2 separate regions of the Homo sapiens genome follow, and region 1 is linked to region 2. The links are chromatin loops, found by intact Hi-C in ENCODE. Cell type or tissue: ascending aorta. All regions are shown on one strand. Each heading gives the region's core, and the rest is flanking DNA. Links, peaks and the distances in the headings are about the cores only. Region 1 overlaps PTPRD (protein tyrosine phosphatase receptor type D). Region 2 overlaps PTPRD (protein tyrosine phosphatase receptor type D).

Region 1 (2,922 bases), core at 144-2,643, 100 kb after region 2:
ATTAGAACACACTACCTCATACCTCAAGGTGAAGCCCACTGGTGCTTGAGAGTGGCCACTGCTTTGGTTTCCCAGATTGTTAAGATGACAAACGGCTCAGTTCCGTTTCAATATTGCAGTACTGGTCTGATGGCTGGATTCTACTGTCATAGGATTTTCAACTGTATTTTATTCCTTTACAAATTCCCAGATAGAGCAGGAGGGCAGGTAAAGAAGACATATTACCCTCCAAAAAAGAAAAATAAAAAACTTGAGCATCGAGACACTCAATATTTACGCTACCCCTTCAGTGCTATACATCCTAACACAGCTTAAAGTTTTTATTTTACTCACAAGTCCTGCTGCTTTGGTAATTCACGAAAGGGTTGTGCGCCTGACCTCTAATGATAATTCGTCATATATCCTCATGCTTTCTTATTGGAGCTGTGAAACAATGAATTAGCAACAAATCCTCCACTCTTTGCCCCTTCAGCCCTTGGAGTTTAACTCCTCTCACATTACAGTATTTATTGAATTTCCCAGCCAAACGGTGTTGTGCTCCATAAAATTCTGACAAGTGGACTCTGCCAAGCTAATAATGGCTTCATTCTGCTGAAATAAACTTATTTCACTGTGGCAAACAAAACGACATGACCTGGAAAGGTTATTTTTAACTGGGTAATGACTCAGTCCCAACCAAGCTTTTCTCTCAAGGTTCCCAGTTTTAAATAAATTTCATTTCTTAAACGTAAATGCATGCTATTACGTGTGTTCTTGTCTGTCAATCTTTCACAATGAAGTAAAGGCAGATATTTTCATTGCTTAAGGTGTATGATTCTCTTTATTCAATAACTTGGTCGGCTTATCAAACTATTCCCAAGGATCCTGGCATAGAGAAGCCACCCAGAGAACCTGAAAGACAAGGCTACATAAAGAAGCAAAATCCTTTTAAACAGAATCTGGTTTTATTGCATTTTTCTTTTAATTAAACAGCGTCAGAACCTTTCCAATTCGGCAAAACTTTTAAGAGTGTGCCTCTGAGAAAGAGCTCTTATCTCATGTTTTTAAAGCGTGAATAAATTTTGCTAAGTTTGCTTAGCCTGCTTACCAAATAAAGATATGCCAGGACAAATTTCTCTACATCCACATTAGTTAACATCCCCCCTGTATCTTAAACTCTCCATACCAAAAATGTCTGCTACTAAAAAGTTTGAAAAGCAGAAACACGCGTTTTTCTCTATACTGCCTCCATATCTTACAGTTATCATTTACATCTTTTTATCTTGCACTGCGAGCCCCTCAAAAACAAACAAATGAACAAACAGAAACAACTTCCATGATAAGGTCAAATTTTCTTCAAGTTTCAAATGATCAGGGACTCCGAGAGCACCATTACAACAGCTGGGATCTTGTACCAACATGCTGCACCCTGCCAGTCCTGCCTTCTGAGACTAATAAAAGAGAAAACCCTTGACAGCTAACAGCTGGGCTCCTTATGAAGCTGTTCAATAGAAACAACAAGGCCTCCCACAGCCCACCAAAAATCAGGACTTGGTGTATAGACACAAATATGTACAAGAAAAGAAATTTGGTAAGAGGGAACACATATTTAAAAGAGACTGAAACAAGGAGATGATGAAGAATAACAGGGGAAAAAAACACTAATCAATGAAAGAGAAACCCAGTCATACCGGCATAACTATTGAAGATGTTAAGAGTTAGTGCAAAAGGAATTACCCATGGTTTTAATCTGGCTGGAGTAGGGGACTTGTATTACATATGATTAGCTACAAAGGCAAAAGAACAAGAACCTTTTCAGTAAATTCACATAGTCATGGTTCTGTCCAAACCACAATACAAAATCCTGAATATCCTTTTGATGACCTATAGTGTGTATTCACACTTGCAGTAAAAGAAACTAATGTGAATCGCCTTACTATTGCTTCCTGCCAGCCCCTCTGCCTCCATATTAAAGACCATCAGCTAGGCTGTGGCTACCAGCTACAACTCCTCAGTCAAAGCCATGTCACAGAATTACTGCCAGTCGGCTTAACAAATAAAGTACAAAAATAAAAGCACACTGAAGCCATATAAAAGTACTGTGGCTAAACAAGGAGTGGTTATGCTGGCCATTGAGTAAAAATATCTGTAATTCCTTCAAGTTCAGTAAGTTAAAGTAAAGCTTCAAACTAGGGTAGCTGAGGTTATAGTCAATATACAGATAATACAAATAGAAACTAGCAAAAGCATAAGGAACACAAAAACTCTCCTGTAATGTATTACAGATGGTTTTTAAAAGTTTCTATGGCTACTAGTAAGGAAACAAAAGCAAAATCTTTTTCCTTTATAATGTGCACTTTAGATGGCCCAACAGAATCACTTCCAATTGCTACAGATAGATAACAAACACCAGACAGGCAGTCTGAGAAGCCGCTTAATTTGTTGTGTGTGTGTGTGTGTGTGTGTGTGTGTGTGTGTGTACCTCATACACATTGTTCACCGCTAGTGGCAATTCAGATACTGACCCAGAATATGAACAAGGTAGGGTGGGAGGGATTCAGCATTACTATGGAAAATGGCCATGGAACCATTCATAAATTAACGACTCAGAGATAATTGAACTTGTTCCTGTGTTAACTATGAGTTTCATTTTGTTAAACAGTCAACACTGAAATTGTTTTAATCCTATAAATTCAACTAAAACAATTACTGAAGTGTGTTCAATGCCGTGGTTATTTCTATTTTTGCAGGTATTAGGCACTATGTTTTGAAATTTGTTCCAGGCAGACAAAAAAGGAAAAGTTTGGAGTTCTTTTTTTTTTTTTTTTTTTTTTTTTGAGACAGAGTCTCGCTCTGTCGCCCAGCTTGGAGTGCAGTGGCTCCATCTCAGCTCAACTGCAACCTTCGCTTCCCGGGTTCAAAAGATCTGTTCTCCCACCTCAG
Region 2 (2,922 bases), core at 177-2,676:
CCCAGCTAAGTCGCAAGGAGACACGGCTTCTGCCGACTCTCCTTCTGGCAGTCTTCATTCTGCCTTCTTCCCTTTTCTTCCCCGACCAGAACCAGGAGTCCTGGGCTAAGACGTAAGGGTTCCAACTACTCCGAAGCTGCCATGCTAGAGAGAACTCATCAGGAGACCAAATACAGACAGAAAGGGAGGTGTCTGAGGAGTCCTAACTGTACCAGCAGCGAATGTTCAAGAGGTCCCAACATCAACCAGTGGGCTTGTGAGTAGGTAAGGTCAGAAGACTCCAGCTACCCACCCCTCCTTAGAGTCTTCTCATTGCAGCTAAGATATGGTGGAGCAGCGAAAAGTCATCTCTGCTGCGCCCTATCTGAATTACTAACCTATAGAAATCTGTGATAGTAACAGATGTCTTTTTATAAGCTACCAACGTTTTGTGTCATGTATTATACACATACAGAAGCTGAAACACTCCCAATGTGATTGCCAGCAAACCCAATTCTCTGCAAAATAAAAACAAGTATTATGTCCCAAGAACTATATTTTGTATATCATCACTTCTCCTCACAATGATTTTGTAAGCCATCTCTATTTTACAAATGAGCAATACTGGGCTGGGAGAAGCTAATAAGGTGCTCAATGTCACACAGCTGACAAGTGAACCAAGATTGGAACCCAAGTCCCTCTGACTGCAAACCCCATGATACTCCTCTTTCCTTCAATGATATCCCTCTTTCTTTCCCCTACAAGTTCACACTGCAGAGGAAATCATGTGACTAAGGTCTCAGTTATAGTACTGGGCTCAGTAAAACTAGCCTCACTCATTTCTTCCTTTCCAACTAACCTACACTGAATCCTATCATTTACAGACTAATACACAAATTATAGTAATTTCTATATATGTTGAAAAATAATAAAAGAATGAGGGAGCTATGTTAAGATTGATTAACAGGAAACTATTTACAAGAAGACACCTATTTAGAACAATATTAAGGGTGCCTGCTGTGTTTTGATTTTAAGGGTTACAGATTGCACTTTGACAAAAGTGCTTCTACGAATTATAATTATATTCATTTACTTCCCAATGAATATTTTCATTCAAAGGATTTTACTGCTCTCTGTGGGCATATGATTAATATGCATGTGCTCAAACAATATTCACAAACTTCACAATCCTAGAGAGAGAAAAAACAGTGATCAGCTTTCCCCAGTCCGAGTAAATTGCTTTGAGTGAATTTCTGCACCTGTAAAGATGCTCTTCTGGGGATGGGCTGTGTTTGCATCCGGGGCTGGATGTCAAGATGCCCTTCTGTCCTGATATTTTTCAAGGGCAACAGCATTACATTGTTATTCCAATGGACAGAGCTCATAAAAAGACATCCTTATATTCTGGAGCCTTTAGGAGAAAGCTTTTCTTTGGCAGTGAATGAAAACAAAGGCAAAAGATGAAAGGAACCATCTTTCAAAGGAAACAAAAAGGCCTCTACAAAGAAGTGCATAAATGTAGAAAGCAGAAAAAAAAAAAAGGTACATTATATTTGGCGTGAGAGTAGAGACAAAGCAAGGCCCAATGGAGCAATACTCTTTCTTTACAAATACTGTCAGAATTTTGGGGAAAAAAAAATCATTTTTGAAGGTTCCAGGAACAAAACCAACAGACGAGAGCTTAAAATATACACAGCCACAATGTTTCCATTTTGTTGGAGTTTCAGAAGAACTCCTGTGGGCAAACGCTGCATGTAAAACAGACTGGGTGTGATGTAACTATATCAAGGCAACAAACACATCAGGAACAGTTGGAAACCAGCCAATACTTTGGTTTTATATAATGTCCATCAACTGGTTGGGCTGATTTTTTACCATAAATGGCCTGTTTTAAAACTGACTGAACAGTGGACTTGAATAAATAGTGTACCAAACTAACACCATAGAGAAATATACAGAATCAAAGGTGTTCAAGAATGTCAAGCAACAGCACAGCCACAGAAGAGGTACAGGCCGATATTAATAAACCAAATCTAATCACATTTTCATTTTCCGACTGAAATCTTTCCCAAAGCAGTACCTTTACATACAGTGCTTTTTGTTAAAAATAAATAAATAAAAATAAAATGCCAAACGAGCACTAGGCTCCTCTTTATTATGTCTTTAAAAATAAAAGACTCAAGCCAGATTGGACAGTTTTCTTTGAAATTCTAGTTTCAGCTGCTTTCAGCGGCTCATTTTGAGAAACATCTGTCCAGTCTGGCTCTTGGGGAGATGTTCAAAGACAAGTGTTCTCATCTGAATGCTAAGGGACTCTCCTAAGGGAGTCAACAGTCCTCTGAAAGCAAGCAGAAACTATCAAAACATCTATAACCCTTGAACTTCTTTATCAAGTTCAGTGCACAGCGTACAATATGACTCAATTTCATCTTTAGTAAAAAATAAAGTTTGTCTGCTTCACTGCCACCTTTAAGACATCATGTTGTTTTCATATTAAAAACTTAAAATATTCAGTGACCAATTAATTTGGAGGCAAAATTGGCCAAGTATAAAGTTATGCAGGGGAGAATTCAGATTTGAACACAGCTAACTTGGAATCTGAGTTCATGTACAACATATGTATATACAAACCCACATGTTGCATTTGTGAATGTAGGCACAGAGTGAAAATTCTCCATGTTTAGGTCCACAACACAGAGCCATGTCACGAAGAATTAACACATGTTCTAATTCTCACCAGAAGTGATCCAAATAGGTTAATGAACACCTCCTACATTTCAGATATAATAATATACATTGTCACAACAATTTCATAAAGTAGGTAATAGCTCCATTTTAGAAATAAGTGAAGGGGGGTCAAACAAGCCAAAAATGTGTCCATGTTCACATAGTTGCAACTGGCAAAGCTAGGATCGGAACCAGAGTTATTTTGACTAAGAGGTC

The links. Hi-C counts contacts between places; a loop is a spot of excess contacts. Peaks named below come from ENCODE experiments on the same cell type or tissue, not always from the same donor. Only the 100,000 strongest peaks of a DNase experiment are listed, where the experiment ranks them.
Region 1: it touches region 2 in a loop (2.0-fold over the local background); 1 of 110 quality-filtered maps calls a loop at or near these places.

The regions. Positions count from the first base shown.
Region 1 is chr9:8,783,612-8,786,533 of GRCh38, forward strand. All of the region lies in intron 11 of PTPRD (protein tyrosine phosphatase receptor type D), which reads right to left. Among named protein-coding and RNA genes, the nearest start is that of PTPRD-AS1, 73 kb to the right of the region's middle. In ascending aorta, for the core only: no CTCF peak of the experiment used is centred there; no DNase peak of the experiment used is centred there; H3K4me3 peaks cover 2,500 bases; H3K27ac peaks cover 2,419 bases.
Region 2 is chr9:8,683,751-8,686,672 of GRCh38, forward strand. All of the region lies in intron 12 of PTPRD (protein tyrosine phosphatase receptor type D), which reads right to left. Among named protein-coding and RNA genes, the nearest start is that of PTPRD-AS1, 170 kb to the right of the region's middle. In ascending aorta, for the core only: no CTCF peak of the experiment used is centred there; no DNase peak of the experiment used is centred there; H3K27ac peaks cover 145 bases.